7 separate regions of the Mus musculus genome follow, and regions 1, 2, 3, 4, 6 and 7 are each linked to region 5. Evidence: chromatin loops called from intact Hi-C (ENCODE). Cell type or tissue: left cerebral cortex. All regions are shown on one strand.

The links. Peaks named below come from ENCODE experiments on the same cell type or tissue, not always from the same donor. Only the 100,000 strongest peaks of a DNase experiment are listed, where the experiment ranks them.
Region 1: it touches region 5 in a loop (2.5-fold over the local background); 5 of 42 quality-filtered maps call a loop at or near these places.
Region 2: it touches region 5 in a loop (5-fold over the local background); 5 of 42 quality-filtered maps call a loop at or near these places.
Region 3: a loop joins it to region 5, with 4 times the contacts of the local background. A loop is called at or near these places in 33 of 42 quality-filtered maps.
Region 4: a loop joins it to region 5, with 9 times the contacts of the local background. A loop is called at or near these places in 14 of 42 quality-filtered maps.
Region 6: it touches region 5 in a loop (6-fold over the local background); 33 of 42 quality-filtered maps call a loop at or near these places.
Region 7: a loop joins it to region 5, with 4 times the contacts of the local background. A loop is called at or near these places in 10 of 42 quality-filtered maps.

What each region holds. Positions count from the first base shown.
Region 1 is chr2:115,266,156-115,270,155 of GRCm38, reverse strand. No RefSeq gene overlaps it. Among named protein-coding and RNA genes, the nearest start is that of 4930528P14Rik, 76 kb to the left of the region's middle. In left cerebral cortex, a CTCF peak has its summit at 1,709; a DNase peak (open chromatin) is centred at 1,741.
Region 2 is chr2:114,259,032-114,263,031 of GRCm38, reverse strand. No RefSeq gene overlaps it. Among named protein-coding and RNA genes, the nearest start is that of Zfp770, 60 kb to the right of the region's middle. In left cerebral cortex, a CTCF peak has its summit at 2,480 (motif pointing left); DNase peaks (open chromatin) are centred at 162, 2,482 and 3,276; H3K4me3 peaks cover 233 bases; H3K27ac peaks cover 352 bases.
Region 3 is chr2:116,058,631-116,062,630 of GRCm38, reverse strand. Meis2 (Meis homeobox 2) reads left to right here. Exons shown (of 12, transcript NM_001159568.1): 3 at 1,039-1,180; 4 at 1,900-1,950; 5 at 3,067-3,117; 6 at 3,851-4,000. Among named protein-coding and RNA genes, the nearest start is that of Meis2, 4.4 kb to the left of the region's middle. In left cerebral cortex, no CTCF peak of the experiment used is centred here; DNase peaks (open chromatin) are centred at 750, 1,018, 1,602, 2,080 and 2 more places; H3K4me3 peaks cover 2,615 bases; H3K27ac peaks cover 2,768 bases.
Region 4 is chr2:116,104,112-116,108,111 of GRCm38, reverse strand. No RefSeq gene overlaps it. Among named protein-coding and RNA genes, the nearest start is that of 2810405F15Rik, 30 kb to the right of the region's middle. In left cerebral cortex, CTCF peaks have their summits at 1,010, 1,694 (motif pointing right) and 2,675 (motif pointing right); DNase peaks (open chromatin) are centred at 140, 1,695 and 2,692.
Region 5 is chr2:115,853,676-115,857,675 of GRCm38, reverse strand. No RefSeq gene overlaps it. Among named protein-coding and RNA genes, the nearest start is that of Gm31590, 49 kb to the right of the region's middle. In left cerebral cortex, a CTCF peak has its summit at 1,693 (motif pointing left); DNase peaks (open chromatin) are centred at 1,667, 2,547, 3,477, 3,623 and 3 more places; H3K4me3 peaks cover 1,697 bases; H3K27ac peaks cover 1,006 bases.
Region 6 is chr2:116,069,603-116,073,602 of GRCm38, reverse strand. The region is part of intron 2 of G630016G05Rik (RIKEN cDNA G630016G05 gene); the gene reads right to left. Among named protein-coding and RNA genes, the nearest start is that of G630016G05Rik, 4.4 kb to the right of the region's middle. In left cerebral cortex, a CTCF peak has its summit at 1,947; DNase peaks (open chromatin) are centred at 1,895, 2,277, 3,339, 3,960 and 3 more places; H3K4me3 peaks cover 2,746 bases; H3K27ac peaks cover 3,521 bases.
Region 7 is chr2:116,819,300-116,823,299 of GRCm38, reverse strand. All of the region lies in intron 3 of Gm13990 (a long non-coding RNA gene), which reads left to right. Among named protein-coding and RNA genes, the nearest start is that of Gm13990, 57 kb to the left of the region's middle. In left cerebral cortex, a CTCF peak has its summit at 1,743 (motif pointing right); DNase peaks (open chromatin) are centred at 1,727, 1,996 and 3,738.

The sequences.
Region 1 (4,000 bases), 590 kb after region 5:
GATGCTTCTGGGAAGGCATATTGGTTTCTCTTTTCTCAACTGATCATTGGACTAGGCTTCTGACTTGCTCATTTGCTCCAGGTTTATCAGAGTAGGATGCATGCAGTTGCAAAGAAAGAGATGAGAGTACAAAACCAGAAAGATTAGCAGAATGCATTTGTATTTGCCATCAACAGAAGATTCCAATTCCTTATGTGTCAGTGGGTATTACAGAGGCCAGGAGGTTAGGACAAAGGATTCAAAAACAAGTCGAATGCTGTTTTTACTGTGGAAAGCACTACAAACTCTGGAAGCTATTTAGGTAAACCTTGCCTTCACACACAGAGGTGTTAATTCAGGCAGAAATGCAGAGGTAAGCACTTGAGTCTGCCTTAGAATTAAGCCTTGAATGTGTGATGAAGGATCTGTATCAGGTGGATTTGCATCCCAGAGCATACTTCAAACACCCTCCCATCTCCCAAATAAGATCAAAGGTGAGACAGAAGAATAAGAAATGCTACCTGCCCATTCCATCTTCAATTCCCCTCAGCCACATACTTGGCCAGATATGAATAATTGAGTATCTTTAAATGTGGCAGAAAGAATATGTTTTGACTACAAAATAATTGAAAAAAAAAAGAAGTATTTTAATGACAAAAATGCTTGAAAGATTTAAAACATATCTAATAAACATATTTTTAAATTTTAAATTAATATAATTTTACATGTAGTAGTGCTTTGTTTGCATGAATATTTGTGTGAGCTCAGTGCTAGCAGTTTGAAAGAAGGCATTGTAGCTTATGGTACTGGAGTTAAGATAGTTGTGAACAACCATGTGGAGTCTAGGAATTGAACCCAAGTCCTCTTGGAGAACAGCCATGGACCCTCTATAAATTTTTTCATATATGTTCACAGAACAGGGAAGTTTGACATAGTGCAAAGGGGTAATTGAGAAAAAAATGTACTGTATTTTCACTGATCAATCAGAGACATCTGAACAAGCTACTTAGCTATAGTCACATTGCCTAGTTTCCTGTGTGTCTGTTCCCTGCTTCATTGAGAACTCTGTATGTGGTTCCATATATTGTACACATGCTTAAATATTTTTGTTGACTGAGTGAAGCTATGCATACCTGAATGGGTCAACATTTAATTGAGTATATGGTGGTAAAGTAGAAGGCATAAAAATTGGAGGATATGGGGAAGAAAACACAAAACCCAATAATCTCTCTCTTGAAAGAAGCAAGCATTTGAGAGCTACTATTTATTAATTGATAAATTCACAAGTACTTAATTGCATGTACTGTATCTATTGCCTTCTTGTCAGGTCTCTTTCTCTTTTATCTTGAAACTTCCTCCCCCTATACTCTTTAAAGACACAAGGCTACCGTGAGCTTTAAGATGCCAGTTGTATTCCTTGGTCACTATCTATTGACTTGTTAGTTCTGTGTGCTAACTAATTATCATTTAGCTACCATAAAGACAGTATGTAAAACTGAGTTTTAAGAGATCACTATCTTTTTAGGTCACGTTTTCCTTCCATGTCTTAAAAATGGGATTCTCAAATCGTCACGCATAGTTCCTTATCATGTTTTGAACCCAGTGACATGACTCTTTACAGGTTTAGACTCACATCCATGTGGCTCTTTCAGAAGGTCAAATCTGTGCTACTTTTAAAAAGAAATTGCACTTTTCATTGCTTTCCTTTAGAGCTGCAAACCAACACTGCCATCCACTGTTCCTTTGAATAATCTTCTCCCCATAGCTCTCACCAAGATGCTTTGAAGAAAATACGGATGACAAAAATCAAGTCTTTTGAACGGACGGGGAGCTCATTGATTTTAAGCAAGTGACACACTAAATCATAAAAGAACCAGACATCACGACTCACCTTCCTTTTCCAAATGCCTACACGTGGAAAATACATTCACACTGTGACCAAGCTGACAAGCAGTATCTAAAGTCAGTGTTAGGCTTGAATGGGAAACATCTCTCAAATGGCTTATATCTGAACAGTTGGCTCACACTGTTTGGTGCTGTTTTGGCAGGCTGTAGAACCTTTAAGAGGTAGGGCTTAGCTAAAGGAAGTAGGCTTCTGGCAGAAGGCTCTTATAGGTTATAACCTAGTCTGGATCCTAGCCCCATCTCTCTTTGTTTTATGATCCACTGGAATGAACAAGCTGTGTGAGATATCTCATCATAGAGCCAGTGGACTCAATTGCCATGTATTTTTGACGATGAGTGACCATATCTTTCAAACCATTAGTCAAAACAGGCCTATGATCCCTTAAATTGCTTCCATCAGATACTTGATCTTAGTGATGAGAAAAGTAGCTAACACAATTTCTTTCTGAGTCTTATAGGAAGGGAGAGTCATCCATTTTCTTCTTGATCATGATTAGAGTTGCTTCATAGGCTCTGTAAACTCAGGGCTGGCTCTCAGTAACACCCTAATATTTCAGGGTCAAAGCCAGTCTTCTCCAAGTGGCGGGATGTCTGTGTCTTTTGTGTCTCTGTGTCAGAAAAGTCCTACCACACTTGGAGGAAGAGCACACATATCTAGACTCAACCTCCTGACTTATTTCTTTATATTATTCCCTATGCCTCTCCCATGTTTATTATATATCTAGCCTTAGCTTTATTCTATTCTCACTTGAACTTTCAAAATAAGAAAATTTTAATGAAAATTATGAAGAATTTAAAATATTTCTTTTGCAATTTTTTTCTTATTAATCCTTCACATAAAGTGCCAAAATTTGAGGCCAGAAGTGTCATTCCTGAAATGTCTCCTGGTGAGCTGGTTCAATCCTTTGCCTATTCAGGTGAAGACACTGAGACCCAGAAAAAGCAAAACACCCTGGCACAGAGTCACCAGGAGACAAGGCAGGTAGCAGAAGTCTAGTCTTTAAATGTTGCCAAAACCAACTTCTAGCAAATGTGTCTCCCAGAAGTGCCAGCCACCTCTCTGCCCTGGAGTGACAGAGCATCATGGGTGGCATTTTCAATAACAACCTTTCTAAGAGTGTCTTTGTTCTTTCCTGCATCTCCTCACCTCTCTTAACTTCCTCTTTTGACAGCAGGATATTGAGGCTGGGAAAGAGCAGGCAATGTCCACATATCTCTTCTATTCACCCAAGGAAGGCATGCAAGTTGATGGCTTATAGAGTACAATAGAGGACAGACAGTAGGAGTGCCAGTCTTCATGTCCTGATATAGTAGGAGGACAACTGAAGTTGTTTATTTATTTGTTTTGCTTTTTTTACTTATTTAGATTTATGGTTCTTTCATCAGAAGATCACAGTTCCTTCATCCATCCAAGCATCCAAGCATCACTTATATTTGAATTGTTCTTAAAATTTATGCAGGCCATATCTTTCTTATTATCTTTTGAGATGGTCCCAAAGTAAGCTGAGTAGATGTGTTAGAGAGGCAAGCGGTCAACTCAGTGCTCGCTCAGTGCTGTTCCTGCAGGGATCACACTTGCTTTGGAGACTTAGAAATATCTACCACTATATGGTTCCTTAAGTCAGATTCCAGTTGGTTGATGTGTTTGCAATGTTTGCTTTATGGATTGACAATGTGTGGGTGTAGGGTTGAGCTGTAAAAGATTTTAGTACAGAAGGTAATGACACTGGAGTGTTATAAGGAATGTCAGTTTATTTACTAATAAAATGTTTCTGTGTAGATTATTGCCTAAGATAAAAGTGATTTGGATAATTTACTGGAGATTGATGGGGAAAAATATATTTTGAAATACAGGACACAGTGAGAGGAAAGGGCAACTAATTATCCCAGCTATGAGAAAAAAAGGTAAAAAGGAAATAATTATTTAGCCAAGTTATATTATTTAACAGGCATTATAATGAGTTTCAAACTTGTTATCTCATGTTTGATCTCTGGAAAGTTCTGAAATTAATCATGAGTGTACCCATTTTTAGATGAGCAAACAAAGGCTAGGACAACAAACTACACAGAGGTCATTTATTAGGAAAGTCACGATGGAGAATGGACTTGGTGCGTT
Region 2 (4,000 bases), 1.6 Mb after region 5:
TCTGGGTCAGTGGCTGATTATGGGATGGATCCCCGGGTGGGGTAGTCTCTGGATAGTCCATCCTTTCGTCTTAGGGGAGCACATTATTTCTTAGGTCCCTGGTTTATTGCTCTCCCCTCATTTCCTCCCACGTTCTGTTCTCTCTCTTTGCTGTCTTTCTCTCTGCCCACACAAATGCTATACAGGCAGGTGAAGGAGGCTTCTCTGAGCTCTGTGGCTGGGGTGGATACTCAGATGTTTCTGTTCTGTCCTCAGATGAACTTCTCTGTGCAAAGGTTGTGGAAGGTAAATCCAAAGCCCTGGACCTTGCTGGTCTTTAAAGAAGTGACCAGAAGGAGCCTAATGTTCCTGCTGTGAGCCAGCTGAAGAAAGCATGATTAACAGCTAAATCATTCTGTTGTTGAAGTGGGAGGTGGTGCTGGGGATGAGGCCTAAGACCACAGGCCCATTGGGAAATCCCTCCCAACGAGCTCCACTGTCAAACAACAAATATTTAATTGGAATTCAGTGTGTGCCCCTCTATTCAGTATAGCAAGAAAGTAAGCACATATCACAGACAAATTATTTTATATTAGTGTATAATTTTTAATTTCCCCCCAAGCCCCCTAAGTAGTCCAATATCAGAAAACTTTGGTTACCCTAGAGTTTTCTAAATTTATTTTTTTTCTTTTAAATAAATGTGTCTTTAGGTAGCAGGGTGCGCAGGCTAGTCATGCCTTGTGACATAAGAAGAAAAAGAAAGGGTTGTTTGTATTGACCATTCTCTCACCTCTAGGGCTTGTTTGCGAGACACCACTGGAAAATTAATAACACTGAACCAGTTGTGATGATTATAGCAATTTCCAGAACTTCTCCGTTAATATTAAGATTGGGAAAGTTAGAGCTTCTAGAATTTAAGTCTTCAGTTCAAGAGGTAACCTCGTGTGAGGTAGGGATTGGTGACATTATACCTTGTGTGTATGTATAAATGTGTCATTGTCAACCGTGTGTGTGTGTGTGTGTGTGTGTGTGTGTGTGTGTGTGTGTGTCCTCTCCACCCTTACACATTTCTTCAGGGAGTCACAAATGACTTATTAGCTTTTCTACTCCCGTTTCATACCATCTCTGTGGCCTCCCCAGCATCCCAGCTCCTCCTTCCAGATGAACTGTTCTTTCCAGTCCCTGACCAAGCAAAACTCCAGTGAACTCAGAAGCCCTTGTGATAGACGCGGGTTAGAGACCAGACCTCTGAGAGCACAGCAGTAAGTGGTTCTAGGGTAAGTAGTTGGGAAGAATAAAGATGCCCCTGACCAACATTGACCAACAAACATTGGCACTCCAGAGTCCCACATACACAAACTTCTATTGCATTGAGTCAAAAGAGGCCATCCTCGGGGGGGGAATAAGAACTATTAGCTTTCCACTGCTATCTGTTTTTTGTTCCCCGTCTCATTTTTTATTTGATAATTTGTGGGACATTTTTTTTCTATTTTGCTCAGTTTCTGCCTCCATTACAACACCCAACACTCTAATTAGCTTTTGTATGGGACAAACAGGAGGTATTGCTTCTGGCAGGATAGGATTTTCTGTCCTGTTGATTGATGGATTAATTTTTATTGAGCACAGTGTGCTACCAGCAGAACCAAAAGTCCGGCATGCAATTCCAGCGCCAGTCACTTACGTGCTAATGAAAAGCAAGACAAAGCGGTCATCCGGCCAATGGCTCCTCTCCACCCTGCCCCCTCTCTCTCCCACTTGTTTTGTTATAATAGACCAGTAGAGGCTGCCTAGGAGAACAACTTGTGTCCTTGCTCAGGTAGCCACCGTTTTATAGATTCTTACCTTTGTGTGTGTAAATTCGTATCTGAAAACCTTGGGTTTATTTGAGTGTATATAGCTAGAAGTCTGTCACCGTTCTCTTTTTGTCAACCCATTCTCTTCCATGCTTCGTAAAAGGACCAATGAAGAAATACAACAGAACAGTGAACAGGCAGCTTGGACTTCGCCTGAAACTTGAGAGGCTCAGAAAGAAGTCTCCTGGGCCCACTGAGGCTAGTGCGGTGAGACCACCTCTGCTGCCACCCAAACCAACAGCTAGCTGGCCTTCAGCTTATCAGTACAAACGCCCCTGCCCTCTTGGCTACGCACCCTAATCTTCAGTCTGTTCTCGAAGAGTCTCAAGAAGCCCTGCCCCTGTTCTGTGTGGATCTGGGTTGCAGCCATTGAGCCTCTTTTGCTGGGAAGGCTCCCAATAGCCTTCAACAAGATTAAATGCACTGATTTCTACCCCCACCCCCCAAAGAATCCGAGTTTTATTCTAAACATGAAATTTGCTTCTAGGTTATTTTTGTGAACGTTAGATTGCAGGAAACCAGACAGTGGGGTTTTGAGGGCATAGGAGAGGAAAGGGAAGGGCAGAAGTTGACCTGTGGTGTGGACTTTCACTTTAAACCTCAGCCCTGATCATGAGCCTCCTGGTGCATTTGATGGGCTGCACTGCTCTCTAGTGGCTAAAAGAAAGAACACATGCTATAATCAAACCTCCCTAAAATGTAAGGCTACTTTGTTAATTTTGGTTCTTGCATTCAGTTTCAAGAGTGCTTTCTTTTAAATGTGGAGAGAGAGAAAAACATATTTTTGGCGTGAAAGTACAACTTCTTGCTGAGAATGGTAGAACACCCCTTCTCCACTTCTCTGCCTCGCTTACTTCTTCAAGTGATCTATGCTCTTAGGGGTCTGCAATCTCTGGGGCCTTCGAGAGACCCATGCACTGGGAAGAGCAGCTGGGGGAAGCTAACATTTATCCCCAACACACTGGGCAGCAAGTTATGTGGGAAGACACTGGGAAATGCATGCTGTCGCTGCTGCCTCCATGGGAGGGCTTTTTCCTAAGTTTTCTCACAAGCCTGGATCTGTCCCGTCACAATAGAACCGTCTTCCACCATCACAACTCTCCCAATGTACCTGTCTCCAGCACACTATCATCCTACTGGCTTCCTGCAGCTCATCACCCTTCAATACGGACTTATTTGCGTGGTCGTTGTTTCTCCTGCTCACAATATGTGCTTCGCAGAAGCGGGGACCACATCTATCCTTTTCACTACTGTCTCTCCAGATACAAGAAATGTGCATATGCTCAAAACAAGGCAGACTCTAAGTATTTGCAAATAAATAAGTGAGTGGGGAGAACACAGAAGCCCTAAGCATTTCCTTCCTGTCGACTTCTTTCTCTGAAACATCATTGCCAGTATTAGAAAGCAAGTCTTGTGGGTGAATGCAGGATTTCACGAAAACCTGTAAAATGCAAAAGTTCCACCCACACTTTCATGGAGGCGGCAGACTAGGTCTGGAAAGTCCCAAGATGAGGCTTAATTTCATTTTCTAAGTCTGATTGTTCGTGCTTCTCCTTCTACTGAGCAGAAAGTATTATTGTACACAGGTGCAATCTTCTAAATATAATAGACATGCATAGAGACAATCCAAAGGGCTTTTTAAATCTTTAGGTTTTAATAAACAAATCTCAGTTGGTAGCTTATTTAATCAAATTCACTTAAGAGACATAAGCTTAACATACACACTCCACCCTATCAGGGGAATTTTTAAGGAATTTTCTGAAAGACATTTCTTTTTAGGAAGACAGCATTTGCCTCTGTCTCAATGTCCTTGACTTCACGATTGAAGATTTCTTTAGAAAACCTCATTGTTTTAATTACCCGTTTCCCTTTTTCTTTCCTTTTCCTTCTTTATTCCACTACGAAATAAGTATTATGACACTTCTAAGCACCGTTTTTAGTAGAATTCAGTCATTCTATATCATGAAAGGATGCCTTGTGCATTCTGTACCTTCCACTATTCTGTGACCTTCCCTCTGCTCAGGGATGTATGTGGGACTAAAGAGCTCCTGCATACAGAAAGAAACCCACTGGCTTAAGCCTTGCCCTCAGCAAATCTGGATGCTGAAAAGCAGAAATTAGCCTGTCAAACAAGCATGTGTGTAAGTTCTATACATGGACTCCATCAG
Region 3 (4,000 bases), 200 kb before region 5:
ATCAGGGCAGCTTCTGTCGGCCAGGAAGTCCTAATCACTCACTTCTTAATTCTCTGTAAATAAAGGGGGCAGACCTTGAAGTGCAGCGGGGTGGAAGAGACTGCCGCTTACACACACAGCCGTTCTTGGGAGTCAGGGAAATGGCTGGAAATTATTTTATATTCGGAGAGATTAGGGAGGGGTGGGCAAGCACGGTCCAAGCGAGTACTAGCCCGGCTCTTCCGGCTGAGGGTAGGTGGGGAAGGCGGCGGGATGCCGAGGGGAGGGGACAGTGGGTAAACAGCAACTGAGCCTAAAGCCTGAGGCCTCAAGCATCCCGAGGTGTAGCTAAGCCGCCCGGAGGAACACAAAGGGCGTACGCGCCCGGCACTCACACTTCTAAGTTTTGAAACGCGGTTTATTTATTCTTGTGAGCTGCAACGCTGAGAGAAATGTGGTCTTTCGATGGAAGCTCTTTCTTGTTTAACATTCTTATTATTTTGGCCCTACTACCGGAGCTTTACTGGAAGCAGAACAAACAAGTTTATAAAGCAAAGGGTGGAGAGATGAGACCTTCTTAAAATCGTGAAAAGTCTCTCTCGTGTGGATGTTGGTGAAGCCCTCCGCCGGGTCTGAACCGCCCGTTAGATCAATTCAGAATGGGAGTGGGGGGCGGGAGGGCACCAAATAGCGCTCCCTGCCCTGGTTTGTGTGGCAGGCGTCTCTGGAGTGGGGTCTGGATCTACTCCGAGCTCTAAATTGCCTGGCCTTCTTGCGTATTTCATTACTTCCCAACTGAGTATATGTTTACTTGGCGGGCTAAAGTGGCCGGGGGCTTCTCCGAACTGATCTGAAAAGACCTGTGAACCCAGGGAAAAGGCCAGGCTGTTTCCTTTCTGTTTGTGGCCCAGGCTCGGCTGATTGAGGGTGTAGTGTGTTGCGTGCCTGTTGTATTAAAGAAGGAATGCAAACCCTCCAAACTTGTTGATTACAGTTCTTGCTCCTTCCCCTCTGCACCCCATCTCCGTGCGTGTGTCTCTGCGTGGCGCTGCCCGTTAGGCACCCGTTGTTTCCTCTGTTAGCTCTGGTTTTTGAGAAGTGCGAGCTGGCGACCTGCACTCCCCGGGAACCCGGAGTGGCCGGCGGAGACGTCTGTTCCTCTGACTCCTTCAACGAGGACATCGCGGTCTTCGCCAAGCAGGTCCAACCTTCTTGACCCGCTCACCCCCCACCCCACAGAAGCCCTCCACTCCCCCACCCCCTTCCTCCGAGTTTGACTTGAAAGAGGAGGAAAAGGCAAGACACCCGATCTGTTTCTCTGGCCCACTCGGCACTCTGCGCCTCCTCCCCACCCCTCAGCCTGGAGGCGAATTGGAAAGGGAGATAAATATGGGTGTTTGTTTTTCCCCCCAGCCAGGAATACAGGGGCTCGACCCTCGAATTAAAGTTGACCTGCTCCTAATCTGGGGCTTGGCCTTTTCCCCGCCTGCAGCTACTTGAACAAGAATTGGGGAGAGGGGCTGGGAGGGACCTGGGAGTGCCCGGGAGCAAAGGAAACAAGGCGCCTGGCAGTGAGGTCTGCACAGGCACCGAGGTGCTGGAGATGGGGGGACCCAGCCTCTGACCCGGCTGCAGAAGCGGGTACTGAGGATCTACGAGCCGCCTTGCCTACCCTGCTACAACTGAAGTAGAGTATGGCTCTCCCCACCAGATCAGGACCTGAAGGCCCTGCTGTTTCTCCAGCGACCCAACTCACTTAAGACACCAATCTGTTTCTTGAATTTTACCAAAGCCCCTGTCCTCTCTTCTGCCCCTGCCCTTCCAGAGAACCGGGTCCCACAACCCAGAGTAGTGGCCGATAGGGTTTTTCTGTTTTTAAATGGGCTGAAGATTCATTCTGACTTTCCCTGCTTCCTATAGGTTCGCGCCGAAAAGCCTCTTTTTTCCTCAAACCCAGAGCTGGATAATTTGGTAAGGCTCAATGTTTCTTGCTTGTCTCCAGCCTCGGGGCCCCGTCCCAAACTCAGAGTCACCCACTTGCTCCTGGAGCTCCATGGAGTTTCGGCAGAGCCCTCCTAGGAAAACACAGGGGAAGAGACTTATTTAGAGCCCCTACGTGGAAGGCGAGCCAGGGGCGGTATGGGCCTTAGGGGCTAAGAAGCCCACCGAGGCAGCCGCAGGCGCCGCGGCGCAGAGCCGAGTAGGGATGCTTCCCAGGTCTTGGCCTCGAGAGTAAGCGGCAAGAAGGGAGTGATTTCCTCTACAGGCCGGGGGAGGCATTGGAGCCCCAGGCCGCTGCCCTGAAGGAAGTAACTGCTCCGGCAGTGGCAGCGAAAGGCGGGCTAGGACTGGGTTGGGGGTGAGGGGCTATCCTGCGCAGGCCACTTTTAGGTGCAATTCTTTTGCTAATTTGCAGGATTTCAATATTAAAAGTACTTAAATCCCCTTTCAAAGGCCCAGCCTCTCCATTCATCTGGAGTATTTCCTTCTTCTGAGAGGAGGTTTGCTCTGAGTCTGCAGTTCTAAAAAGGCTTTTCTGTCCAAAGAAATAGCTCTCTTCTCTTCTCTTCTCTTCTCTTCTCTTCTCTTCTCTTCTCTTCTCTTCTCTTCTCTTCTCTTCTCTTCTCTTCTCTTCTCTCTTATTTTTCTTCTATTATCTCTCCTTCCTCCTCCTTCCCCTCCTCCTCCCCCCTCCTCCTCCTCCTCCAATTTGACCTGAGGTGGAGGGTAGGAGGAGACTGTAAAAGAGGAATGGGGTGGAGTAAGACCTGGTGGGAGAATGCAAGCTGTACCAACACCACACTGTGAGGACTGGGTGGGGTGGGGGTGGGGTGGGGGAATTCATACTAAGGCTGCCTGTATACTAATTCCCACTACTGTAGCCAATGAGGCAGAGATGATCAGTAATAATTTGGTTTTCTTATTTCTTGGTGTGTGAATTTTGCCCGGCCACCTGCTGGTTTCTTCTTTCTTTGCCCAATTTCCTCAGCACACTGACCTTCACACACACACACACACACACACACACACACACACAACTTGCATGTGTTAGAACCCTAACTCTATCCTATTAAATTTCCCTTTCAGATGATACAAGCAATTCAAGTACTAAGGTTTCATCTTCTGGAGTTAGAAAAGGTAAGCAGGAAACAACAGTCCGAATTTTGATTCTCTCAACCAGATGATTGGAGATGCTACAAGCCTCCAGACTGAGGGATTACACATCTGGAGATGTTGATCACGTTTTTATTTCCCTCCTTTATAGACTTCTTAACCCAGGGGCTCAGAGGATATGGGAATCAGGGCAGCTCTGACTTTTAAAGCCCCCACCCCCAGGCGCTCAGGATTATTTGAAGTACAGCAAGAGCCATTTGTGTTGCTGGACACAATGTCTACTTGTGTCTCTATTAGCTTAGCTTATCGTGGACCCAGTGCTCTTGCTAGGTGCAAGCAGAGAGAAGAGTCCTCTCTGGGGTGTCTTTGCCTTGATACATAGATCAATCATTTCCCCAGGAAACATACACAACAGAATCACAAATGTCCCTAATTCTAGTGTTTAAATGCTTCTGAGTTACCAAATCACACTTTCATCTCTGCTTCCCCAGTCTGAACTCAGTTACTTCCAGTTCAGTTTCTTTCTTTCTTGTAACTTGTTGCTCTGGGGAGTCTCTGGAGGATAATATCTATTGCCACAATTGCCCTATTGTTTCCTTGCCTTCAACTCTTACACCCCTTAATTAGAGTTATTTTGGAAGACATCACATTGTTGCTCTCTACAAATGTAACCTTGCAACCTGATATTCTTCCCCTTTAAAAAATGAAACCTATAAAGACAACCTGAGCTGAGCCCTCGCCATGACCCTCCTCCTAGGTCCACGAACTATGTGATAACTTCTGCCACCGGTACATTAGCTGTTTGAAGGGAAAAATGCCCATTGACCTCGTGATTGATGAGAGAGATGGAAGCTCCAAGTCAGATCATGAAGAACTTTCAGGCTCCTCCACAAATCTCGCCGACCAC
Region 4 (4,000 bases), 250 kb before region 5:
GGCATGAGGAAATGCCATGACTCCACCAAGCCTTCCTGAGCAGACTCCTCTGCCTTCTACTACTTCCACTCATTGCTCCGAGTTTCCCACACACATAAATCCTAGCTCGACAACACTACTGTAAGCTTCTCAAAGCCTACACCATGTCTTACTCATCTCCTGTCGCTCTTGGCAGAGCTTTGAAAAGAATAAACATTCCATACCCTGTGACAATGTAGATCCTGGTTGGGGAACCGTCCTTCACCAGGCCACCCCGAGGGCTAGCACAGTGTCATCCTCATGAAGGCATGCAGGTATCTCTCTGAAATCTCTCTCTCTCTCTCTTAATTCCATTCTTTGAACATCTTTTAAAATGATTGAAATTCCATAAATATTTCTGTTCCAAAATTCTCACTTTTGATTTAAATTAAATCATAAAACTTTCACTATTCAAATCTTGTTTTAGTATCCAGTAGAATTTCCTTCCACGCCTCCATTTTGAAATGTGTGTGTGTGAGTGTGTGTGTGTGTGTGTGTCCATAATAAATTTTTAGCTTATAAGTATATACCTACCATGGATGTTTTCCAAATTTAATACCCTAAAACTTAATTCTGAATACTGGATCCATTTAAAGTATAGTTGCTACTCAACAATTTCCGAGGAAAGGAAATTGCATCAGATGTCACATCTTAAAGGGAACTCAGAAGTCAAATTCTCTATAAATGTGAAAAATGGGCCTCTTTGTAAACAAGCAGAAAGAAGGCCGCAGGGCTGTGTTAACCGCAGCGCAAAGTCTTCTGTCCCCATGAGCCGCGAGCCCAATGGATGCCGCAGTAAGAAAATGTCGTATATGACCTGCAGACGGGAGGGCAAGTGCGTGGGCTTTGGATACCAACTAGGGAAGTGGTTCAAGAGTAAGAGGCCACTCAGGAGAAGGGGGTTGCTTGAGCTATGGCCTTGGTGTTACCCCCGGGAAAGCGAGCAGTTACACTCAGTTGTGAGAGGTGCATTAACCTCGTCAGACCACTAGGGTTCAAAGTGTTCCGTAAGGGGTAATTTATTAAATGGCTCCTAATTGCTTGGTAATGTACCTTCCAAAAGTCATTTCTCTGCGCTGTGATTAGGCCTGGGCTTTGCCAAGAGCTGTCACTCTCTTGCAACTCCAGAGAGATGTAGGAGTTTAGCCACTGGGCAGCTGTGTCGCTAACCAGAGCTCGGAATTCCACCATTAAAGCCGAACTGTCCACCTAGCCTCCAAGGGTGTAAACACTCAGATACAAAATTGGTACACCATATCTTTATGCCTCTTATTAATTATACATGAATTTGAATGGAACATGAGCAACCAGCTCTATTGTTGTGGAGAAAGGATACAGTTTTTTTTTTAAGAAATCGATCATTTTGTGACATTCTTTCTTCAAGATACAGAAATAACCATGCAATATATGTGTTTTTGCCACCTAAAAACAAATTTTGCTTGGCCGCCTTTGCTCCATCTGGAGGATAAGCAACACGAATCTCTGGCACGGCATTGGACAGCTTTCAGTCATCCTGCTCAGTAGTCAACCTTGGGTTTGTTTGTTTGTTTCCTTCAGTTGTTCTCCTCAGCGATCCTCCTCGGGAGTCCTCCTCTACAGTCCTCCTCGAGAGTCCTCCAGCTTCACTCTTTGACTACATTTCCTAAAGACTGATTCTGTTAATTAACAAGACCAGCAGAGGGAGTGCGAGAACCCTGTTACAGAAAAAAAAGAAAGAAAGAAAGAAAACAACTAATGGAAATCAAAGTTTTAAAACTCAATACCAAGCAGAGATAGGAAGTCTGGTGTTGAACTGCAGAGGCATAATCTCAGGATAGAGGCATCCACTTTGGGTATGAGGCTACAGCAGAGGAAAGAGCTCTGCCAGTCACTGCTAAAGTCTACCACACTCTTTGACTTCAGGATGCAGCTGGCCTGCTGTCTCCAAGCCGGCAGGGTAACTACACCAACAACTTCTATTAAGATCAGAAGGACTTTGGGCCATAGTAAGAGAACGAATTTCTAAAACTGAAAGGTGAAAGTGATGTAATTTATGTCTTTCATTGTTTACATCAGTTTGTAGACCTGACAGAAAGGACAAACACCTGGGTATTATCCTCCAACACTCAGGGACAAAATGTGAAACTTGGACTCAGGGTTAGATATACATCTAATTAGCATAAATGGATGAAAATGATCAGATTACAAAATAACTCAGAGGAGAGATCCAGCACAGAAAAAAGAAATCATATAATCAAATCCCAAACTTGGTTTTACAATTTGTTTTTACAATTTCCAGACTACTTAGAGAAGTTAGGCATTTTCTAAACATGTTTTGAGATTATTAGAAGAGGCTCACTCAGCTCTAGTGGTTAGTGGGTTATTTAAGACCTCGGTGTCCCCTGAAGGGCCTGTCGGAGCTGTGTTTTCCCTGACTTTAGTAGGACTTCTCAGGACATAATTGTGAGATCCCAATAACCATTGTTTCCCGACGGACATCCCTAAGAAAACAATGAATGACACGGGCAAACCAGGCTTTACCACATTCAGCCAAATAAAATTCTTTGTTTTACAAACTTTGAATAAGCCTGAGGATATTGCAACTTGTCTGGAAGTTTGGCAGGGAGGGAAAAAAAAAAAAAAGAGGTTTGGAAAGTAAATATTCAGTTCTGGTTTCTCCAGTAGATGTCACTTTCTGTACACGGGATATGACACCAAGCTTTAGGAGATGCTTATGGTGGCAAAAATTAGCGTTGGTTCCAGACAAATGCCACCACTGCTAAGCTTCCAATGGCTTTTGCTTGTGTTTGGAACCTTAAGGAATAGTTAAAGCAAAGTAAGTTCAGTTAGTTATCTGTCTCCCGCATCTCTAAGTAGTGTTGGTCATTAGGTATAGTGTGTAACACAACACTACTAGTGCCTGCTCTGTGGGGTTTATTGTTTGGTTGGTTTTGATTGTTGGCTTGTTTGGTGTTGTTTTTAGCATTATTCTAAGCCACGGCATAAAATGAATTGGTAAAAAAAAAATTAATACTGTCTTCAAGAGAAGAAGCTATCATCAATTATGTGCCCCGTGTTTACCAAGAATCTAATAGAAAGTGAGATTTACTCGCCTAAGACTCTTTCAATGTTTGTCTTCCTGAGTCGTCTACATGATTCCAATATTCATGTCAGTGTCCCTTGTCTGAAGTAGGAAGAGGAGAAATCTAGTGTTCTGAGGTGCTCTACTCTTTATTCTGCACCAGAATAAAAGGGAGAGAGAGTAGGAAGGAAGGAGGGGAGAGGAGGAAGGAAAGGAGGAAGGAAGGAGATGAGGGGGAGGGGGGGAGGGAGGGTAGGAGAGCATTATACATTTTAATATCATTTTTATAGCATCCACACGTTCAAGAATGAAAATCAAAAATTAATAGCTGGAATTAGATTAATACTTCCTAAAATACTTTCAAAAGTGCTCTTTTCGTTTCTAGACATACGCCTCATTATGCAGTTCTATTTGTATTCCAGAGCAGTTGAGTTTTATATTTGAGTTGTTGTAATGGATGACTTTGAAATGACAGGGGACAGTGCATTTTTGTTTCTTATTGATCAGCTCAAGGCTTTTGCTTGTAAATACTGTGCATTGAAATAACAAAACAGGCTACAGAAGCTTTTAAAAGTGAGACCGTCAGGGTCACATTTGATTCAGTCGTTGTATTGACCAATGTGATTTGATAATTGACAAATTAAGCTCATGAGAAAATTAGATCAACAACCACTTTTATTTTTAGATGGTTTAAACAAAAGAGATAAAATTTTGGGAGCAAATAATGATAGGATACTGGAACAAAAACTGCCCCCACGAAGGGAAAACCTGGGCATGCAACATTTTACAAAACAAAGAAATCTGCCTGGCCCATCAAAATAAACAACATTTAAATGGTTGCTTTGGGTTTTAAATATTTTTGCACAGAGCAGACCCTACGAGATTCTTATCTGAGCTAGAGATTTCTTGACATGTTAACCG
Region 5 (4,000 bases):
TATGTGTGTGGTGAACGGAGGGCTTAAGTAAGTATGATGGGAAGGGGCACCTACATATAATGAGGCTGCTGTTTTAAGCTGAATAGAAAAGAAGTGAGGTAGACAAAAGCCACACACACACACACACACACACACTCACACACTCACACACAGTGCACTTTAAAATTATTCTCACCTACCTGTCTTCTTTTCTTCTCTAACTACACACTGTATGGACTCCTATATATAGGTGGGGGATACTCAATGTGTCCTATTGTCTGCAGACCCACCGGACAGATTCCCATTTCTGTAGACTCCTGACTGTAAGCCTAGACCGTGGCCTTTTTTATCAAGGGAGTCAGGCTTTGTTAATGTATTTGTACTTTTCTGCTTTCAGTCTAGGTTTCTGCTTTGTAGGAAGGAGGAGGTACAAGGAGGGGGAGGGGAGCAGAACACAAAGACTATCTAGTTCTCACCGAGCAGGTTTCAAAATAGAACTTAATGGGAAGAAAGAATAAAAATAAGGAGGAGTGTGAGAATTGTGCATTACAACAAATTTACCAGTACACGAAGAATTTTTTTTCCTTTTGAGGATTTTGTTTTCTTCATATTGAAACATTTTCAAATTTTAATCCTTAGCAGACAAAACCTCAATATAAATATGACATGGGCCACTGGCAAAAAAAAAAAAAAGAAAAAAAAAAGAAAAAGAAAAAAGAAAAGAAAAAAGAAAGAAAGAAAAAGAAAAAAGAACTTAAACTCAGTGCCCAGAGGGGAGGGGCGCAGGGAGAAGAGAGGGCCCTTTCTGATTAATAACTAGCAGGGTAATGTTGAGGGCTTTTTCTGCCCGATTGCCTTTTTGAATTAGAGCCGATTTCTTCACACTTCAATAGTGCCTGTCTCCTTTAAAATGATTGGCAGATCTGTTTCTCTTTTTTCTCTCCCTGAGACTTAATGATGTAAATTTTCTAATTAGTTAAATCATATTGCTTAAAGGGCTAATATTTACCGTGTAAGAAATGATCATTCTGATTTGGACCTCTTGAAATATTTCGAGAAATAACATTTGGCTTTTAGGTTGAGGGATGGGGTGGGGGGAGGGGGGAGGCGCTAGTGGAGTGAGGGAAGGCACGGACCGGCAACATGTTAAATTAATAGTTCAAGTTGAGCTGGGCTCACACCCCAAGTCCGCTTTTATTTTTCAATCAGCGAAGATTTAATTGGCAGCCCTCGGGCCGGGCGATCTGATATTTTCTCATTAGTTTCCCATCACTAATCTTGAGTGGTAGGTTGTCTTACAGGTTGTCAACATTTGACCAATTTTATTTAAGGGGGGTGGGGGGTGGGATGGGGGCGCATTATGACTTCGGGATGTGAGACCTGCAAATAAATCCTGCTTGGATCAGCGGAACTAACAGGCGAAAAAAATGTTGACTATTCATCGTCGTTTCTAATAAGTTGCATTAATATATATTTCAAGAGGGTGTGATTATATGTGCTCTGTAAAGACACAGATGAAAAGAGGTCGGAGCTGCAGCACTAAACTAGTTGAAGTGAAACGTAGATACATTTCCAGCCGAAGGTAAATAAGCCGAGTGGAATCGTTGTTGAGGGTTTAGGAGGTACGATCCTCCTCCCCTTCCTCTTGCAGCTGCGTGAAACCGCCAAGCCTGTGTCACCGAGCTCTGAGCGGCTCCGCGGGCTGGTCCACAGATAACATCAGAGCGCCCCCTGCTGGCCTTCAGGGCAGACCGCGGCGGGACAGCCCCCCGCGAAGCCAACGGTGTTTTTCTGCGCCCCCCACCCTTCTCCACCTACCCTTTCCACTACTCTCACCCTCGTCCGCTGCAGCGAGGGAATAGCTTGTCATGGCTGAACATTTAAATGAATAAATTTTAAAAATAATAATAAAACAGGAAAGTACTCACACCTTTCACTTGGCCTCGGGGAATAAACGACCAAATGCCTAAGCAAAAGGATTCGTTTTCTAATCTCCTTATTCTGTAGGGGTTTGATCAAGTTTGCTTTTTCCCCCCTTGCAGATTTAACTTCCAAAGATATATTTTAATGGACAACCCTGAAGGCTTTTTATTATTATTGCTATTAAAAAATAGATATCTGATGAGGGGCAACAAGAAATGCCAAATAATATTTCTTGTACTTGTAAAAGCAAACTCCGGGGGGGGGGATTTCACAGGTTTATAAAAGTCTACAGGAATCGCTTTTGGAATTTAAGCAGTTCTCAATTTGAGGTAATTCCTTTTGCACACATCTTTGGGATCCCAGAGCATTCAAAATGTGTGTGTGTGTGTGTGTGTGTGTGTGTGTGTGTGTGTGTGTGTGTGTCTGTCTGTCTGTCTGTCTGTCTTAGTTGTCACAGTATCCATACACAAACAGGTCTTTTCCATGCCTGTGTTTTTCTTCCCTGACCCTGTTTTCTTGCTTTTGCTGAACGCGGACAGAGCGGCTGAAGCGCACCCCAATATCCTGCCGCCTCCGGAGTGTAAGCACTTCATCTCTCTGCACCGCAAGGTGCGCCGTTTGGTTTCAGAGAGTTGGGGTTTGGTGCACAGCGGCGTACTTCTAGCGTCCAGATTACTCTCTCCTGGGATTTCTGCACAGGGTAGAAGGCGCAAGCAAGCAGGTAACGCGACCCATCTCCATCGCCTCTGCCTCTGGGAGAAGACGCTGACAAAGCAGCCGTGTCAGAAGGGTCTCCCCGCCGCAGTTGGACCCCCCACATCAGACATGGCAATCTACCACGCGGAACGACTTTGGCTTCTCAGGGAGTTTTTGGTTTTTATTTTAAAGAATCAGATTGCGGGTTTTTCTGAGAGCAATTCTGAGGAACGAGGCTCTGGGGAAGGAAAGAACGGTGCATTTGGAAAAGGTGTGTCTTTCCTCCCCAGTGCTTCTAATTCTTGGATTGCGCAATCCATTCTCTACCCTGGCTCTTCTGCAGATTCCACTTTCACATCTCAGATCCCCACCCTCGTTTGTGGATGTTGGAGGTCTGGGTCAGGCACCCTGGGACCCCACAGAAAGGGGCGCTTCTAGGAAAAGGCAGTGGTGGGAGTTAACCCAGATCTTTTGGGCAGAATAGGGATGGCTAAGTGCAGCTGAGCTTGAAATATTGTTAGGGACTATTGTAATAACTGAGATAGATTTAAATATGCACCAGCAAGCAAGCTGTTATGCCGAGAAGGAATCTGTTTTGAAGTTCATTGCATTACTTTAAAAGTACATTCTTCTCTGAGGAAGTCTGCCACTGCGGTTGACTTTTTTGAAAGGTCCCCTTTAAGCTCAGTAAAGTGTAAGAGAAGTTACTGCACAACACATGGACCGCCTTAAATATATGTGTACATAGGTATTTGCGTGCCCAGGGAATGCATAGCTGTCCGTGCAACTATATAAACACAATAAAACAAACACAAGGGAGTGGACCCCGCTGCAGCTGAACTCAGAACAAGAAGCAGTCAGCACTATACTCTCACACTCACGAGGGAGGAAGGGTAGAAATCCCACTGTGTTTGGTTACAAACAGCTTAATAAAATTGGGAGGCATTGACAGTCTGGTCAGTGTTCTAAATAAATTGACACGAAGGTCCTCCAGAAGAGACAGAAAATACCTCACCATCAATCTTAAGCCACTTGCCGATTATGATTGCAAGAAAGAGATCACCGAGACTTAGCTTCTCAAATGGCTTGTTAACAGCCCCATGCCTATGTTTTGGCAACAAAATTAACTCTCCAGGAGGAAATAAAATTTTAAAATTTGTTTTGTTTTGCTTTAAAGGCAAAGAAAAATCATCCAAGGAACTTGCTTTTAACACCCTGGATTTGTTGCTGGTCAGAGACTGCTCTTCCCTTCTAGTTTGCTCAGTTGGGCCGACAAAAGAAACGGGATCAACTGATACCTCCATGGGATAAAAGAAAACACTAATATCAGCCTTTAGTTTTCCCTCTTGCTTAGAAGAACTTTATTTTTAATGTCCAGCGTTTTTGTGGTTGAAAGTTGTGC
Region 6 (4,000 bases), 220 kb before region 5:
AAACAAATGCGAAAAGGACGTGGAGTCCATCCTGGAGATTTGAGTTGAGAAGCAGTGACCACTTTAGCTTAGGCAAAGATTGCAGAATCCTTTGAAAAAGCTGACAGGGATTTTCCAGAGAGGGGTGGGGTGGGGGGAATCCTAGGGTGGGCATTTTATGCAAATGAACAAATTTGAAATGTAGTACATATCCGGTATAGTAAAACTGACAATTCTGACAGTATTGACAACATAAATATATGTTTGAACACCGCACTTTCAGACACTTAACCGATGAAGCAATAAAAAAAATTCGACTACAATATTTCAAATAATCGACATTGATGTTTTGATACATCATTTTTATCCTCTGAATCGATCTATCACTCTCAGGCTGGTCAATTTTAAGTAAAAATGGGGAGCAATTATTTGCACTTTGACTAATGATGACCTAATAACAATCTTCAATTAATTACACCCAAACTGTGCTTTCTTCCCTCATAAATGGGGGGTGAGTGAGAAAAATTCTTAGGGAGTAGAGCTGGTAGTAGGGCACCCTTTCTGCTATTTTCCATTCTGTTTGTCATTTGTATATAAAGAGGTCCAGAGTAGAGCCTCGTTCTTTCGTTCAGAACACTTACAAAGGAAAGTTGCTCATGCCTGCACTACACACCTTTTAGGTATGTTAGGAGATGTAGCCTCCTTTCTACTTCGAAGCCGTTAGGAGTTCCTAACAAGCCTTCTGGCCACGTGAATCCCAGAGTTTAGAGGAGTACATGGAAGGAAGACATTTGCTTAAAGCACAGATTGGAGCTTTTTCTCAGGTTGAGTGTGAGGGAAAGGGATGGAGGAAAGGATGAGAGAGAAGAAGAGGATAAACAGAAAGAGGAAAGGGAGGGAGGGATGGAGAGAGGGTGGGAGAGAGAAAAGGGGGGAGAGAAACAGGGCTGGAAGGAAGTAGGAAGAGGGAAAGAGGGAGGGAGAGACGGGAGAGGAAGAGAAAAATAGAGAGTATGAATGGATACAGCAGCCTATCGATGAGCCACCTAGCAGGGCTTACTGTCTGGGTCTCGGTCTTCCTTAACCTCGGCTCGCACCACTGAGCGGTTTTAAGTACAGGAAGATGCGTGTAACTCCCGTTTAGCCCCACTGGCTTACTCGAACGGTGTGTGTTGGTTCACCATGTGGTTTTTCTAGGGGGCTTTCCTAGTCCCACTTTGACACTTGTCTCTAAAGTGTGCGCGCGTGTGTGTGTGTGTGTGTGTGTGTGTGTGTGTGTGTGTGTGATTGGTGGGAGTTCTGGGAATAAATCTGGCTAACTGAGGAAGAACAAATGGACAGGCGCCTTGGATGTAGACTGCAGACTGAGACAGTCCCTTGGAAACCTAGATTTCCCCGGGGACGAGAGCACCGAGTATCTTATTCCCCTAAACAACAACAACAACAACTCTGTCCCCTGCTGTGCTGTCCAATCCCTTCGAAGCCTCCTTTCTCCCACACGGGGCTTCCTGGCTTTCAGATCTCAAACTTATATAAGCTGTACTAGCCGGAATCCGGGAGAGAAAAAAGTCTTGTTTCCAGAAAACTTCCCAATTGTTAAGCCCCTTCAAAACACCACCCGCGGAGTGTTGGGCTCGTCAACACTTTTAACACAGCTAAGGTGCTCAACAAAGGGAGAAGATGAGTGTGAGTCACTCTGGATCAGGACTGGAAAGTCTTTATGATCTGGGTGGCCGACTGCCTTCTAGTTACAACCGTCCAGTCCGGGGGGCGGGGGGTGTCCCTGTCTGCATTGGAATCTGTAGTAAAGACTAGAAAGGGGCGGAGGGGAAAAGAAGGAACTGGAAATGGGATACAGAGCGCAAAAATGACAAGAGATAGAGCAAGAGGAAAAGGAAAAGGAAGTGAGGAAGGGCGTGGGAAGGAGAAACTGACAGCGCCACGGTGCACAGAGTGTTTGGAGCCCCGCCAGATAGCGCTAGAGGGCTATTTATTGAAACCCGTTCTTTCCGCGCCATAGGGAAACAGCTAAAATGGGAAGAAATCAAACAGGGCAAAAGCAAAATGCAACAATTCCACTCCATCTTTTTTTTTTTTTTAACCTGTCGGTTCATTTGATCGTATTTCCAGGGTGAAAAAAAGTCTATGATAGAGCACGAAGGTGTGAAAAAGGAAAAAAACCAATAAATAAAAGTAAACACAAAGCAAAAGCAAAAATAAACCAGTAAGGTGGTGGTAGTAGTGGTGTGAGGACAGGGGCCCTTTCCCAGGGTAGACACCATCTAGAAAGAGCACGAACCAAGGTAAGAGGTAAGCAAGTGAGCAGAATTCTTTTTACTGTAACTTTTCAGTTATACTGCGGAGAAGGTCAAAAACAGTTCACAAGGATGAGCGGAGGTTTACGGAGAAGAGACGTTTTAAAAGTAATAAATGGCTCCAAGGGCTGGAGTGTGGGACAAACACGTTAATAGAAATGCCAAATAAAATATATATCAAAAATTCCAACTGTCAGCCAGCAGGACCAGGGCAGAAGACAACCTAAGCCCTGAGCCTTTGTCCCAATAACATAAGACTCAGGGCTGTTTCTGCAGGACCACAGCACCCTTGGAGAACAATTTACAGACAGCCCAGGAATCCTGGAGAAAGGGGGAAAGGACTTTTAAAACTCACCCTCCTTTAGAACCCAAAGGAAAGTAGTGCAGATGGAAAGAGAAAACCTGAGAGCAGAAGTGGACATGGCAAGAGAAAAAGCAAATGGATCGTGTGTTTTTGAGGTCCCACCCCGGCTAGATTCACTAATTCAAGGAAATAAAGGTCCTTCGTTCCTATTGATATTTTACTTTTAAGTATCAACCTTGTTTGTCAAAAACCCTGGCATTTCCTATGGCTAGCCTCCCGTTTTAGCAATGAGCTTTCCTTTGACCCAATGAAACCCCTCTTAACTCAAAGGAGTAAGTTATCTTCCATTAGGCTGAGCAGAACCTCCCCAATTCAAACATAATCTCACCTTCTTTCTTCAATAAAACTCTCCTTGATACGAAATATTCCAAATCAAAACATTAACTAAAGTTACAAACAAGATTAAGGCTGGATTTACTGGCTCTGGTAATAAAGCATCAATTGTTCTAACTGTTGAAAAGAAGACAAAAGGGATTTAAATCTGGTGATTTTAATACACAGATTAACACTTCAGGACCTCACAGTTCTGAGGAATGTGGAGTTATCTGTGCAGAGGATCTGGACATTGGGGAGGGGGGATATAAAAAGAACAGCCGCAATTACCACCTCAAGGAGGCTGAACAAGCACAGCTAAAATAAAGTTGGAGTTTATAAATGCTACTTCAAATTAACTCCCCTCCCAAAAGCCAATGCCGTTGGACTACAGAACTAGGGGGCTTATATTATTCCCTTAAATCCTTAATGTTACCTATAGTAACATTCCACAAGGGATCAAAAGAAGAAAGGGAGAAATAGAAAGGAGTGCTTTTCAGAAGTCTAGGAGATGCTTCAATAAGAAAGGGGGTGATTAAAAACAGACTCTTAAATTTGAGAGGCCCAATTCTCTTTCTCATTCACCCCCTTCAGTACCCCCCTTTTCACCTCCTTTTTAATTCAATGTTCCCACCCCCCACTCCAGAGCTAAGTAGCTGATTTAAGATTGTGAAGAAATAGGTTTTACCAACCATATTTGTTCTGGGGCACTTGTAAAACGCGATTTGTAGAGAGTCTTTAGCCTTCCAATTGTCTTTGAATTGTTTTTACTGAAACAGATCTTTTGCAGTTAATGAGTCCCCACACAGCTGGACAGCTCCTCACGGACACTGAGAACTCTAACCCCAAAATGACCCCAATTTGACACCGCAAGATGAAATTTTACCGCCTGTTAAAACCATTTCCAGCCTGGGCAGAAGGGGCTGACTGTTGACTGAGGTGTGCATGGCGCCTGTGACCCCCATCTCTTGTCTGTCTCTGGGGCTGCCCCACCTATTTCCCTTCACCTCAAATGTGGGAGAGTAAATGA
Region 7 (4,000 bases), 970 kb before region 5:
TGTAGCAGTAGACATTGGACCAAAAAATAGTGTGTTTCCTAAAGCACAGAGTGCTCTCGTGTCTCCTTTGAAGTTATTGCTTTGGAAATGGACACGGATGACTTACAGTGTGTTTATGGTAGGTACAGTGAGCAGTGAGGAGATAGGAGAAGAACAATGCAGACTCTGGGGTAGAGAGTTCATGAGGACATCACAGGGATGAGTCCAAAAGGCAAAACAATTACTGCCATCGTGAATACTGAAGGAAGGGCAGAGAAATCCAGCAAAATATACCTAATAGATAATATTTGAGTTAATGATGATCTGAAGGCTCGCTAGCATCTCCAAGGAACTGGAGTTTTCCTGTATCCTGTGGCAATGACATTTAAAAGGACTTTTCCATTCAGGCCCTAACCACTTGGGTGATTCTGTACTTAGCTAAATAACTGAAGACGCTCTGGGTTGTAAGGCAATTTCTGTTCCCAGCTGCATTAAAATGCTATTATTAATTATCTCCTTTGGTCTACCATTATGCCTTTATTACACACATATTGTTGGCCTCTGTGATTATTGAAAGGTGGTGCCATACACAGAGGCATTACGCTTAAAACAATAGAAGCTGTTTATTTGCTTGTAGGAGATGTCAGGGGGAGACAAGCATTGTTGGCTAGAATTGACTTGAGGAAGTAAGGGGAGACTGATCGCAGCTCAGCCTAACAGTGTACGAGACACACGCTCCTACATGGCGGCTTCCATCATGCATTTCCCACGGAAGAAGGGGTGGGGGAGTGGGCACTGAGTAAATGAAGGTGAATACAGACTCAATTGTCGTGTGTGACAAGACACTTTCTCTCTTTGTTTAATATATAAATCAGGAGCACTTAGGAATTGATATTAATTAAAATAATGTATTTGCTTTCTTTCAACAGTAGTGTCAGCCTTGTTAAAAACGGAACACTAGATCTTCAATTAGACTTTCAATATTAAAAATCTCTCATGAAATATGAATTAACACTTAACTTGTTGCTCATCAGATTAAAGGAGAGAAAAGTGCAATGGATACTCATCTTTAAGCTTTCCTAACCCTGAGAGTAAGGTGATGTCCAGAGGCAGCACGGATCAGGGAGCTACTATTGTTACCTTCCAATAGGAGTGACTGCATCTCAAGAGACAGCAGAGAATGCCATTGTGTCCCCAGTATGATCTTCACATTGAGCAGCTAATGCATGGTGAATCTGTAAATGTCCTACAGTGAAAATGTAATTGTCCTTAGAATTCTGTCAATGTATATTTAGGGACAGGAACAGAAAGGGGCTTGATGGTGCTCTGCAGTCTCCCCCACATTCAGAAAGATTATGAAAACACTATGAAACGTATTGTATTTAAAGCACATGTTTTCTCTTTAGCTATATTGAAGTCTGGAAGCCAGTGAGCACTTCCAAGGGAGCAGGTGGAGAAAATGGCATTGCCTGCTCTCTTCAGATAGACACTGGATGTCATGCCATTCTGTTTCACTGGTTGCCTGAAGTTCCACCAGACATAACTGAAATGGCCAGGCTCAGGCTTCATAGTGCATCCAAAGATACATTATGAAACTCGAACGATCTTGTTGGCAATGTGTTGGCTTTGGTGAAAGCTGCCCATAAATGTGCTTGCTTATAAAGCACATCATTGTTCTTTTAATTACGTCCCACCTGGATTTATACATATGGAAAAGGTGACTGAATTTTAGACCTCTCTCCGGGAGTGGTGTGCACCAGAACAGAGAAGCCACAAGGTGGTGGTATGGTGCCATATATATACATTTTTACTGGACAACAAGAAAAGGGGGTTTGTTTAATGAGCTTGCACTCACAAGCCTGCTCATCTAGTGAACTGTGACTTTTCAAATACCAACCTATTAATGTCAAAGGCAATACTGAAGGGAACAGTTCTGTTTGATTTAAAAAATACAGACAATGTGAAGTCCACTATGGCCCAGTATCTATCACCTATGGGGCTCCATTCATGCCTAATGCTTTATTCAAGCTAAGACCTAGTTTTTAGATATCAGATTAATACATATCTGCAGCTTTGCACCTTTCTCGTTTGATTTTTTTTTTTTTATCATCAGGGCTCTCGGGGGCCATTTTCATTCCCTTACTATAGCATCCGAAAGCAGGTGGATTAGAGATAACCCTCATTGTGCTTTGTTTTGCTCCAGACACTGTCATTAATCATTCCGTAAGCCACACTTCACTTCTAGTAATCAGCACTGGCTGCTCCTGAGCTGGGCGAGGATTGCCTCTCACTGTGTAATATGGAATTGGAAGCGAATGGCTGAGGCCAGATGCCTCTTCTGCATTCGCTGGCTATCTCATCATTTAGGTATTTATCCACCTTGGGCTTGTACGGAGAGCACCTCTCTCCTTCCCAGGAGGGCACAGATTGCAACAGAGGATCAGATTTGTTACCCGGGCTTTGGGCTTTGATTGCCCTCTTATAAGTTCAGGATTAAAGTGAAATTTCCCACAGGGCTATGCAGGATTTGCTAGCATTTAACTGTTTAACCTGGCTGTTTGTGAATGAGAATCCTGTGGTCAACTATCCCATAGAGGATATTACAGTAAGCCGAGCCTGAATGGTACACATTCCGGCGTGTTCCTGTGAAGATGGGTGCAGTTGATTCCAATTAGCTTCGTGTCTGATGCTGGTTGTATTCACGCACACAGAAAGCAGGAACAGGGAGGTAAAAGCAAGTCAAAGCACTCTCATTCACAAAATATCCATATTGGTTTCAAACAAGCACAAATGCTGTCCCTTAAACGATAATTTCTACTTATGCTTTAAAAAAAGAGGCAATTGGAGAATTATTTAGTTAAGCACCAAGTTTTCTGTTTCCTGTAGTTATTTTCTATTCTTTTATTTGTTTATCATTTCTAAGGTAGTTTGTTTAAAATACCACGAAACTTAGAATATGACCAAAGCAGAGCACAGTTTGTTCATTTGTTTACTGTATGCACAGTGATCAGTATGCATTAGGGAAGTCTTAGGCTACACACAGTACTTACAGATAGAATTTCCTGAATCTTTGTTATTTCTGAAAAAGAAGAAGCCTCTAACATTCCCTTTATCCCCCAAAACTAAGAACAGGAAATTGAGGGAAGAACTATTCAAAAATCAAGTCCATATTATCTTTCCCCCTTCTTTTGTTGTTATTTAGGGTTGGATCTATTGAAAGGAGTGATCTGAAGGATGCTAAAATGATTTTTGTTACCTGGGTTGAAGGAATGTATGCCCACCCTTGTAGCTAAGCTATTTAATATGCTTTTTATATGCTTAAAAAGAGAGTGTTGACTTCGTGGTGTGCTTTCATGGCAATCAGCAGAGTAGTGAAGCAACAGAAATATGGCATTTGGGAAATAATTCTAAACTTTGTGGTGAAAGGGTTTGCAAGATCTTGAACCAACAAAAGCACGGACATTTTATTCTTCTGTAAATCTTCCATTAAATGTTTTAAAGAACTTAATTTTATGATACAACAAAAAAGGTGAGACACATTTTCAGTCGTAATAAGCAAAATAAAACAATGCACATCTGGATTTTTTTTTTTAAAAAAGGCTGGGTCATGGACGATTGAAACATTGAAAACTAAAGACAAAAATCCAAAATCGGTTTTAAGGATGTTGATGGAAATCCTCTTATAGCGGCTTGCGTGGGTGGCAACTGGATCATCTGTGGGGAACTGAAGCTGGGGGAACCACGAAGCTACGGTGAACGGGGCTGCAGACTAATTTATCTGCTGTGCTGCATTGGTGTCAGATCCCCTCTTTAATAGGGAGCCGCTTTCAAAGCTGCTGTGACGGGACCCTGATCTTCAGCCTGGTGGGAGCTTTGCTTGGGGTTAGAAAACAAGAGCGTGGCATAGCGGGTGTTAAATAGCTTTAACCTCATTTGCTACATCCCATGGAATCAGGTCTCTGTCTCTGTCTCTGTCTCTCTGTCTCTCTGCCTCTGCCTCTCTCTCTCTCTCTCTCTCTCT